Regions from separate parts of the Homo sapiens genome. Here region 2 is linked to region 1. Evidence: chromatin loops called from intact Hi-C (ENCODE). Cell type or tissue: dorsolateral prefrontal cortex. All regions are shown on one strand.

Region 1 (5,000 bases):
GTAAGTCAGCACTTTCCCTGGTTAAGAAATGACCTCATCTGTAAAATGAACCTGACTTCTAAGGTCTTGTTCGGCTCTCACGTCTTTACTTCAGTTAAATATTGACATAATACATGTTTGTTGAATGAATGACTGAATGAATAAATCTTATTGCTCTAGGAACTATGTGCTTTTAACCTTTGGAAATACATAGAAACAAATGCCTCCTTTGCTAGGAAAGGGAGCTTAATTGTGCTCCCACTGCATCAGACTGCTTCCATCTAATGATGCAATTGCAATACAGGGTGGGAGGCCATCCACAGGGCTGTCCCTCTGCCTCAGAGCTCATCTCAAGTTTGCCCTTCTCTATGGAGAAGGAAAATTTGAGTCTCCAGAAGGAAAGTATTTTGCTAAACGCCAAGCAAGAATTAGAGGGTAAGGGGGCTTCTGATGCCTGGTCCAAGGCTCTTAGAAGAAGAAGAAGGAGAAAGGGAGAAAGCTCAAGAAAATAATGCACAGATCACCAGCTACAGGTGGCCCTAGTGCCTAAGTTTATAAACTACCCCCGCCCTTCCCGGAGAGAAAGGAGCTTGTATAAAGGGAACAATCCTAGAACCTAGGCTTAACAAGGAAGGAGAAGGGGAGAAGCAAGGGTCATTCTGTTCTCAAGTGGTTTGTTGTATCTGTGTGTTTATCTATTCCACATTTGGCCAGGCAGTGGGACTCCGGGAAAGCAAGCTGAAGTGTTTTGTGGGACAGGCACATCATTTGGTCAACTCCTTTTCCCTGGTTGATTCCCTCCTTTTCCTGACCCATCTCCCCCTTCCTACCAGAGGCAACCAAGGCCTTTCCAGGCAACAGCAGACATTATTTACCCCTTGCGAATTGATTCCACAATGGAAGACTCTTGGGTCCAAGGAGCTGTAAGATAATTAAGGAGAAAACAGATAATGAAGGCAAAAATCCAACACCTGGCCATTAGCAATGCTCTGGAAAGGCTATTTAAACCCGCATTGGATATCAGAGCTGGGAGGGCCCATACAGTCTACCTACCTGCCTTTTGCAGATGGACACAGGAAGATCCAGAAGCTAGTGGCACATCTAGCAACAGAGCCAGATCAGAACCCAGGTAAGCTCGGTCTCAGGCCAGGATTCCTTTTCCATCTCCTCTCTTTCTCAGGAGCCAGTCTTCCTGCACCAGCTTCCTCTTTTCTCCTAGCTCCCCTGCCCCTGCAGCCTGGAGGGCTCAACCACCCTTCCTTTGGCTCCCACTCCCAGCTGAGGCTCAGCCTGGCAGTGCTTTTCTGACACCCACTTCTTTTCTCCTTCCTCCAGGCAAGAAGTGCACGTTTAAACCTCATTATCTGGCTAAGTATAAACCTCAGGGAGAAAAGGGGTTTGTTTTTGTTTTTCTCAGTCTATAAGCTAACATTGAGCTGACTTTCAGAGTCCAGGCAAATATGTTTGGTGGGTCACCACCCAGAAAGGAATTCTCTTAGCACTGAATCAGGGCTCTGTATGTAAAGTATAAATCCCCTAAGAGAACTCCTCACCCTCCTACACAGACACATTGGTGCATGCACACACACCCCACTCTCTGCACAGAGAGCATCTGAGCTAGGAGCTGGCAAGTGGGGCACCAGTCCTGTAGCAAAGAGGCACACCACACACACACACACACACACACACACACACTCTCTCTCTCTCTCTCTCTCACTCACACACACACACACACACACACACACACGCTTCTCCCTTGCTTGGGAATCTGGGAGAAGAACCCCCCACCCCCACCCCTGCCCTCCATAGGCATTGTGTAGGTGAGAGAAAGAGGGAGGAGTGAGAGAGAACACACAGAGGGGCCCAAGGAGGTGCCAGGCCATTAGCAGGGCCCCTCCTTGAGAAACCCCTCTGCAGGAGCTTCTCCTGCCGCCAGCCAGGTTGGAGGTGGAGTAGTTCAGAATCAACTGACGCAGCCGGGAATTGAGCTTTGCAAAGCCACTTGCAAGGAAGGGAAGCATCTGCCCAACCCTCCCCCACCGCGCGCCCTGGATCCTCTGCCTGCCCCCTCCCCCGTGACGTCACCCTAGTCCTGTCCCGGGGAGCCTGCAAAGCCTCTCAGATTCAAACTGCTAGACGCACTGCTGCCACCGCCACCGAATTGGAAACGCGCGCCCAGGCTCCGTCGTCGCCTTCGCCCGCCGACCGGGCCAGCCGGCTCTCCGACCTCCCTACAGAATCGCACCCCAGTCCCTCCCTGGCAGCTCGGCTTCCCTCAGCTCCAACTCTTCTCTTCCGCTCCTGCCTCCTGTCGGATTTTTAATTTCTGCGCACCCCCAGTCAAATTAAATCAACCAACAAAAAGCAGGGCATCCCCCCTGGAAGCAGCGTCTTATTTTACCTTGTTCTCCCACTTCCTGAAGATGCTAAACTCCTGGTGGACTGCAGAGGAGAGGGATTCAGTCTTCTCCTGATGTGTGAGTAACCCCCACCTCGCACTGTCTTTCCCATCTCTATCTCTCCTCTACACCTGCCGCCAGCCCCCTGATTCCTGATTTTCCCACCCCCTTTTTGCGCTTTTTTTTTTTTTCCTAAAGCGATTGCGATTTCTGCTGGGAGCTCAAGACGGGCGAGCTGCCCGAGATCTCTTCGAGATACCCCAGGGGAGGAGGAGATGGGCAGGATTTAGTAGGACAACTCGGTTACTAATGACTTGGCGGCTGGCTGCGACCCCCCGGGAAATCAGGTGCAAGCATGTGTGTTCCCGGGGCGCGTGTGTGGGTGGCCTCGGGATGGGGGAATAGGGAGCGGAGAAAAGAAACCGCTTTGGAAAATGCAATGATTTCATTCTGCCGTGTTGCTAACCCCCTCATTCTCCCTCGCTCCCACTCCGCCTCCTTGCTTTACCATTTTTAATCGGGCTTCCTTGTTTCTTTCTTCCCTGCACCCGCTTCTTCCCCCTGCCCCCACCTAAGGTTTGCCTGTAGGTACCTGAGTTGACACCGAAGGTGCCTAAAGATGCTGAGCGGCGTTTGGTTCCTCAGTGTGTTAACCGTGGCCGGGATCTTACAGACAGAGAGTCGCAAAACTGCCAAAGACATTTGCAAGATCCGCTGTCTGTGCGAAGAAAAGGAAAACGTACTGAATATCAACTGTGAGAACAAAGGATTTACAACAGTTAGCCTGCTCCAGCCCCCCCAGTATCGAATCTATCAGCTTTTTCTCAATGGAAACCTCTTGACAAGACTGTATCCAAACGAATTTGTCAATTACTCCAACGCGGTGACTCTTCACCTAGGTAACAACGGGTTACAGGAGATCCGAACGGGGGCATTCAGTGGCCTGAAAACTCTCAAAAGACTGCATCTCAACAACAACAAGCTTGAGATATTGAGGGAGGACACCTTCCTAGGCCTGGAGAGCCTGGAGTATCTCCAGGCCGACTACAATTACATCAGTGCCATCGAGGCTGGGGCATTCAGCAAACTTAACAAGCTCAAAGTGCTCATCCTGAATGACAACCTTCTGCTTTCACTGCCCAGCAATGTGTTCCGCTTTGTCCTGCTGACCCACTTAGACCTCAGGGGGAATAGGCTAAAAGTAATGCCTTTTGCTGGCGTCCTTGAACATATTGGAGGGATCATGGAGATTCAGCTGGAGGAAAATCCATGGAATTGCACTTGTGACTTACTTCCTCTCAAGGCCTGGCTAGACACCATAACTGTTTTTGTGGGAGAGATTGTCTGTGAGACTCCCTTTAGGTTGCATGGGAAAGACGTGACCCAGCTGACCAGGCAAGACCTCTGTCCCAGAAAAAGTGCCAGTGATTCCAGTCAGAGGGGCAGCCATGCTGACACCCACGTCCAAAGGCTGTCACCTACAATGAATCCTGCTCTCAACCCAACCAGGGCTCCGAAAGCCAGCCGGCCGCCCAAAATGAGAAATCGTCCAACTCCTCGAGTGACTGTGTCAAAGGACAGGCAAAGTTTTGGACCCATCATGGTGTACCAGACCAAGTCTCCTGTGCCTCTCACCTGTCCCAGCAGCTGTGTCTGCACCTCTCAGAGCTCAGACAATGGTCTGAATGTAAACTGCCAAGAAAGGAAGTTCACTAATATCTCTGACCTGCAGCCCAAACCGACCAGTCCAAAGAAACTCTACCTAACAGGGAACTATCTTCAAACTGTCTATAAGAATGACCTCTTAGAATACAGTTCTTTGGACTTACTGCACTTAGGAAACAACAGGATTGCAGTCATTCAGGAAGGTGCCTTTACAAACCTGACCAGTTTACGCAGACTTTATCTGAATGGCAATTACCTTGAAGTGCTGTACCCTTCTATGTTTGATGGACTGCAGAGCTTGCAATATCTCTATTTAGAGTATAATGTCATTAAGGAAATTAAGCCTCTGACCTTTGATGCTTTGATTAACCTACAGCTACTGTTTCTGAACAACAACCTTCTTCGGTCCTTACCTGATAATATATTTGGGGGGACGGCCCTAACCAGGCTGAATCTGAGAAACAACCATTTTTCTCACCTGCCCGTGAAAGGGGTTCTGGATCAGCTCCCGGCTTTCATCCAGATAGATCTGCAGGAGAACCCCTGGGACTGTACCTGTGACATCATGGGGCTGAAAGACTGGACAGAACATGCCAATTCCCCTGTCATCATTAATGAGGTGACTTGCGAATCTCCTGCTAAGCATGCAGGGGAGATACTAAAATTTCTGGGGAGGGAGGCTATCTGTCCAGACAGCCCAAACTTGTCAGATGGAACCGTCTTGTCAATGAATCACAATACAGACACACCTCGGTCGCTTAGTGTGTCTCCTAGTTCCTATCCTGAACTACACACTGAAGTTCCACTGTCTGTCTTAATTCTGGGATTGCTTGTTGTTTTCATCTTATCTGTCTGTTTTGGGGCTGGTTTATTCGTCTTTGTCTTGAAACGCCGAAAGGGAGTGCCGAGCGTTCCCAGGAATACCAACAACTTAGACGTAAGCTCCTTTCAATTACA
Region 2 (5,000 bases), 93 kb before region 1:
GTTACATGCAATTAATTAATTACCACCAGGAAGTTCTTCCTTAATCCCCAGAATCAGCAGGACTCCTTCACAGGAATGCTTCTTAAGCACAGAATGAAATGGACTCTCTGACTTCCAAGCCCCTGGGATAGCTTTGGAATTTAGTCCAGCTAAAAAGAAACCTCCTAATTATTATGGCTTCAAACAATACTGTTTTATTTAGGGTTCTCACTCTAATCCTGTGAAAGGAGCTATATAAATCACCAAGTGAACTATACTCAGCCTTTTTCCTCCCCTACTGTCACACCCACATCATCACCAGATCGAAGGATCAAAGCCAACTCCAAGTATAACTGGTATTTGCTTCTCTAGAAAATTAGTTGTCAAAAAATTTCACTGAGGGGCCTAGATATTCACAAGATATTAACAGAGATTCCCCTGAAAAAAAAAAAAAGCTAACGCTGTTTTGACAGAATTCAAAAGATTATGTAACTGTTGGATGATACGCAGTGCTGTAACCCGATATAGCTAATGTAATTTACACTTAATTAGCATAAAGGTTTATTTAAATATTGGAAATCTGAGTATGTCAGTATGACTTTGAATTGATAATTTTTGGTATATCAAAAATAAGATTGAAAAGTGACACTGCAGTAGGGGACTAGGTATCAGAATGAATTAAGACAAGATTCCCTACATTCTTGAAGGCTTTCTTTTTTTTTTCTTTAACCCAGCGATGCTGCAATTAACAAGCCGTGGGAGAACAGAGCTCCATTATGACAAGTTCAGCTGTGGGAAAGCAACCAACAAAACACCACTTCTGAGAAAGGGGAAGCGATGTCAGGGAGTGTCATCTGCTGACGTTTGTTCCCACTGTTACTCCCCTCCCACTCACAGAACTAGGAGCTTTCCTGTCCTTTGACCTCTGAACTCCAAAAGAATGGCAAGCGCCAGTGGAACAGGAGTTTCTGAGAGTCCAGTGTCTATGGCATGTATTTGACAGCTCTGATGAAAAGTATGAGCTGTGAATTAGACTTCCCCTAGCAGAGATGTTTGTGGATAAGGAACCTGCTTAAAACGGTGAGGCAGTCAGAGTGTCAGAGGATTGGGAGACTGAGACTGACATGTGGGCAACAGCAGCAGAAACTGGGGACCTGTAGCCGGGAAAAGAGACGAGTTGGAGGCTACAAAATAGATATCTTCACACAAGAAAAGGAATATTGTCTGTGAAGGGACAATTTATCAAGGTAACAGCACTGGAAGTTTGTGCAGAATCTAGCCATCCATCCATCCGTGCATCCATTCATCCCTCCGTCATCTATGCAGCAGTTTTATAGCTAACTATGGAAAGACGAGCTTTGCGATATGTGATTTCTAGCAACAGCCAGCAGGTGGGTAAAAGTTTTAGGCATGTAAAGGACCCCCCAAATCACACTGCTTTCCTTATTATTCAAAATGTCTTCATAGCTTATATCCAGTGCCTTATTTTCCTATGTAAGTAGTAAAACAGAAATAACAATGAACAGACGAAATCTGTTAACTATTAATATCACAGACTTGAAGACTAGGGATCTTTTCTAGAAGGTATGCCTGCCTTGTTCATTACTAGAAAGCACACATTCAAGTTTCCACTTAGCCCCATTCCATATTCTGCCTCTACCCTAACTCCTGAAATAAACCTACTGTTGTTCTGTTGCAAATAGATCATATTTGGGTCAATTGCAGGTTTTGCAGCTGAAACCTTAATGAGTGAATACAATTGTACTAGAAGAAGTAACTCCCAGGAGCCCAGATTCATGCTTGCCCATACTGCAGAATAATAACTACCAATTATTTGTTATATACCAGAAGATCTATGTAGTGCATCTCAGATAAATCTCACGACAATCCTCAAATTGAGTGTTATCTCAGTGTTTTTTGTTCATTTGTTTGTTTTCTTTTGAGATGGAGTTTCACGCTTGTTGCCCAAGCTGGAGTGCAATGGTGCGATCTCGGCTCACTGCAACCTCTGCCTCCCGGGTTCAAGCGATTCTCCTGCCTCAGCCTCCTGAGGAGCTGGGATTACAGGTGCACACCACCACGCCTGCCTAATTTTGTGTGCTTTTAGTAGAAACGGGGTTTCACCATGTTAGCCAGGCTGGTCTCGAACTCCTGACCTCAGGTGATTCGCCCGCCTTGGCCTCCCAAAGTGCTGGGATTACAGGCGTAAGCCACTGTGTCTGGCTGAGTGTTATCTCCATTTTAAAGAAAGAAAACAGAGGCTTAGACAGTTAACTAACTTGTCCATTCACATGGTTAGTAATGTACAAAGCTGACCCCAAACCAGGCCTTCTCCATCACACTACACTTTCTGGATCCCTCCTACCCCTCCTAGATTAATTACTATAGCATTTATTCAAGTCATTTCAATAGAGCTATTATCAGAGGTATGGGAAAAGAGTTCAATGCCGAATACATTGAAGAATCTGGTTTAAGAAAAGTTAAACAGGTTTCTTTATGGAAGCATTCCTCAATGGCCTCAATAGACAAAAAGGCGTAGGCCTTATTTTTGTTGTTACTGTTATTGAAGAGCAACTCCAAAGACAGAGCAGTAAAAGTGCTATGGAAAAAAATGCAAACTGCTTTAAAATCTACCTTGCAAACAAGCACCATCCCAGTGCGCAGGGACAAGCCCTTCTGGAGGCATGGAACTCGAAGGTGCTGTGCTTTGGCATTTTGGCTCCAGTCCAGCGGAGATGCAGGCTGCCCACATCCTGTTGGGGGGCTAGGGCCAGACAGAGTTTACATCCAGGAGACCCTCCTAGCAAAGGCACTAAAAGCAGCGCTGCCTCCAGGACAATTCATGATCTCCTAGACAGTAGGGCAGCTGAGCGTGATGAGGAAGGGCACTGTCTCTCTGATTCCCAGGGCCTGTCATTTCCCGAGGGCTGGTGGAGCCCGGGGATTGGAGGGCAAGAAGCCCAGCCGTAGTCTAAAGGAATGATACTGAATGGGCCCTGTGTGCTGAGCAGAGAGGAGGAATAGATTTCCTCGCTTGTCCCTGGATACTTGCCAAACCTGAAGTAAGTACTGTATATGGTGAATCATTGTCAGCACCAGCATTGCCAGATGCTGGGCAATGCATATAAAAGAGCCTGCATTTGGAGGCATTGATTTCCTCAACAGAGCTCAGGTCTCTCCTCTTTGCTCCTGCCTCCAGGGTTGCCTCCTCCAACCCTCTACTCTCCACACAGATGCTCAAGAAATCTCCCTAAAGCAGATATATGAGTATATCCTTCCTCTGCATAAAAGTCTTCAGTAGTTCCAGAAATAGATGCTTGGAAATCTAATTACTTGCCTAAGGCCTCATAGCTTCTACTTCCTAGAACAGAGCCTTCGTACTGATCTGGCTTACGCACAAGCTGGTCCCCTTAACTACCACTACTTTAACCTATGGCTCCCATCTGGATGGTTTTGTGATGGTCCTCATCTGGGGACCTCAGCCACAGATGAACACTCCTGCTGGAATTAACCCAGCTCCAGATATCTCTCAGGATTCACCCCATCTTACAGTCATCTCATTGTGTCTTACTTCCCCATTAGACTGCAAGCTTGTTGAGCCACGGAATACATATTATTGAACTTTGTATCCCAACCCACAGCACAAGGCCTGGCCTGTCATAAATGTGTGTTGAATGGATAATACAAAATTTCCTAGGGCCCGTGTCCTGAGCTCCATGTCAAAATCTGTGCATTTGAATTCAAAGATACCTCACTTTGGCTAATCCAAAATATGATACTGATTTCTAGCATTTGTGATTCTTAATACCAAAGCCAATAAAACAAAATTGATATTAAAACCAGAATAAAACAGGCAGGATGCGGATTAAGATGAGTCAAAGTACAGAGAGGTGCAATATAGAATCTGACTCTGAGATAAGTAAAATACATTTTTTTTTAGATAATAGCCGGTATTCATTCCACTATAGAATGGTCCAGCTGAAATCCGTTTTTCAAAAGGTAGTGTTTTCTTTCCTCCTATTGTTATCCTTAAAAATTGAATTTTCAGTTATTCATCATTGAACCTGAAAGCAAGAACAGTTTGAACACCCATTTACCTTGTTCTCTAAATGTTTTAATCAGCTCAGCTTTAATGTTATGAAACTACTCAACAACGCTAAGTATTTATCATAATAATGTATCAAAATACAAATTCAAGTAGACATGTGTTTTTATTTTAAAGTGCACCATCTAGTCTTATGCTGACTCTGACCCAGACTGCCTTAGGGAGGTGCAGACTGACGATCTTTAGTTTAAACAAGAAAGGCCATTTTTTTTTTTGTCCAAGGGCAATAGTGAAACCACAGGTTATCAATTAATATGCTTGCTTGTCGAGTTAAATGTTTTGGTTCCAGAGATCAAATATTCCAGTATGAATCCCATTTTATACAGTGGCTGAATTATGGGTCATTATATACATATGTTAGCCAATCCCAGCACAGAAGGAACTGGAACCAAAGTCCTATCAGTTAGTCTGAGTCATGAAAGTGGATGGAGTTTCTCTTGATTCAGTATCGCCTTTTACTGGGCAGCAGGTGCAGCTTTTACCAATAGAGAAGGGACATTGTTGGGGTCATGCAGGGGGCAGGTGGGGTGTCATTACCTTCTCTAATATCATGTGTCAGTTTAGAGCCTTGCCTATCTTCTTCACTGCAACATTCCTAGCATCCAGCCAAGTGCTAGGTATGTACTATGTTCTCAATAAAAATGTGATGAATGAATAAATGTCACTGGATTAAAGGAAACTTAGGGAATAATTGACAGAGAGTTAATGCATGTGGAAATTAAGAGCTCAAACACTCGAGTCACACTGCCCAGTTTTCAACCCCAGCTCTGACCTTGACTACGTGTGTGTTCTTGGGCAAATCCTTTTACTTCTCTATGCCACCATTTCCTCATCTGGAAAATGATGATGCTACTCATACCAATCTCAAATAGTTATTGTGATGATTGATTTTAAAGCCTGAGAAGCTCTTCGAAGA

What was found. Hi-C counts contacts between places; a loop is a spot of excess contacts. Peaks named below come from ENCODE experiments on the same cell type or tissue, not always from the same donor. Only the 100,000 strongest peaks of a DNase experiment are listed, where the experiment ranks them.
Region 2: it touches region 1 in a loop (5-fold over the local background); 4 of 110 quality-filtered maps call a loop at or near these places.

Annotation. Positions count from the first base shown.
Region 1 is chrX:145,819,429-145,824,428 of GRCh38, forward strand. It overlaps SLITRK2 (SLIT and NTRK like family member 2), which reads left to right. Exons shown (of 5, transcript NM_032539.5): 2 at 1,046-1,108; 3 at 1,920-2,456; 4 at 2,577-2,725; 5 at 2,955-5,000. The coding sequence starts at 2,998. Among named protein-coding and RNA genes, the nearest start is that of SLITRK2, 4.1 kb to the left of the region's middle. In dorsolateral prefrontal cortex, no CTCF peak of the experiment used is centred here; DNase peaks (open chromatin) are centred at 1,600 and 2,063; H3K4me3 peaks cover 4,842 bases; H3K27ac peaks cover 4,735 bases; H3K27me3 peaks cover 4,746 bases.
Region 2 is chrX:145,726,881-145,731,880 of GRCh38, forward strand. No RefSeq gene overlaps it. Among named protein-coding and RNA genes, the nearest start is that of SLITRK2, 88 kb to the right of the region's middle. In dorsolateral prefrontal cortex, no CTCF peak of the experiment used is centred here; DNase peaks (open chromatin) are centred at 827 and 2,921; H3K27ac peaks cover 3,641 bases; H3K27me3 peaks cover 2,920 bases.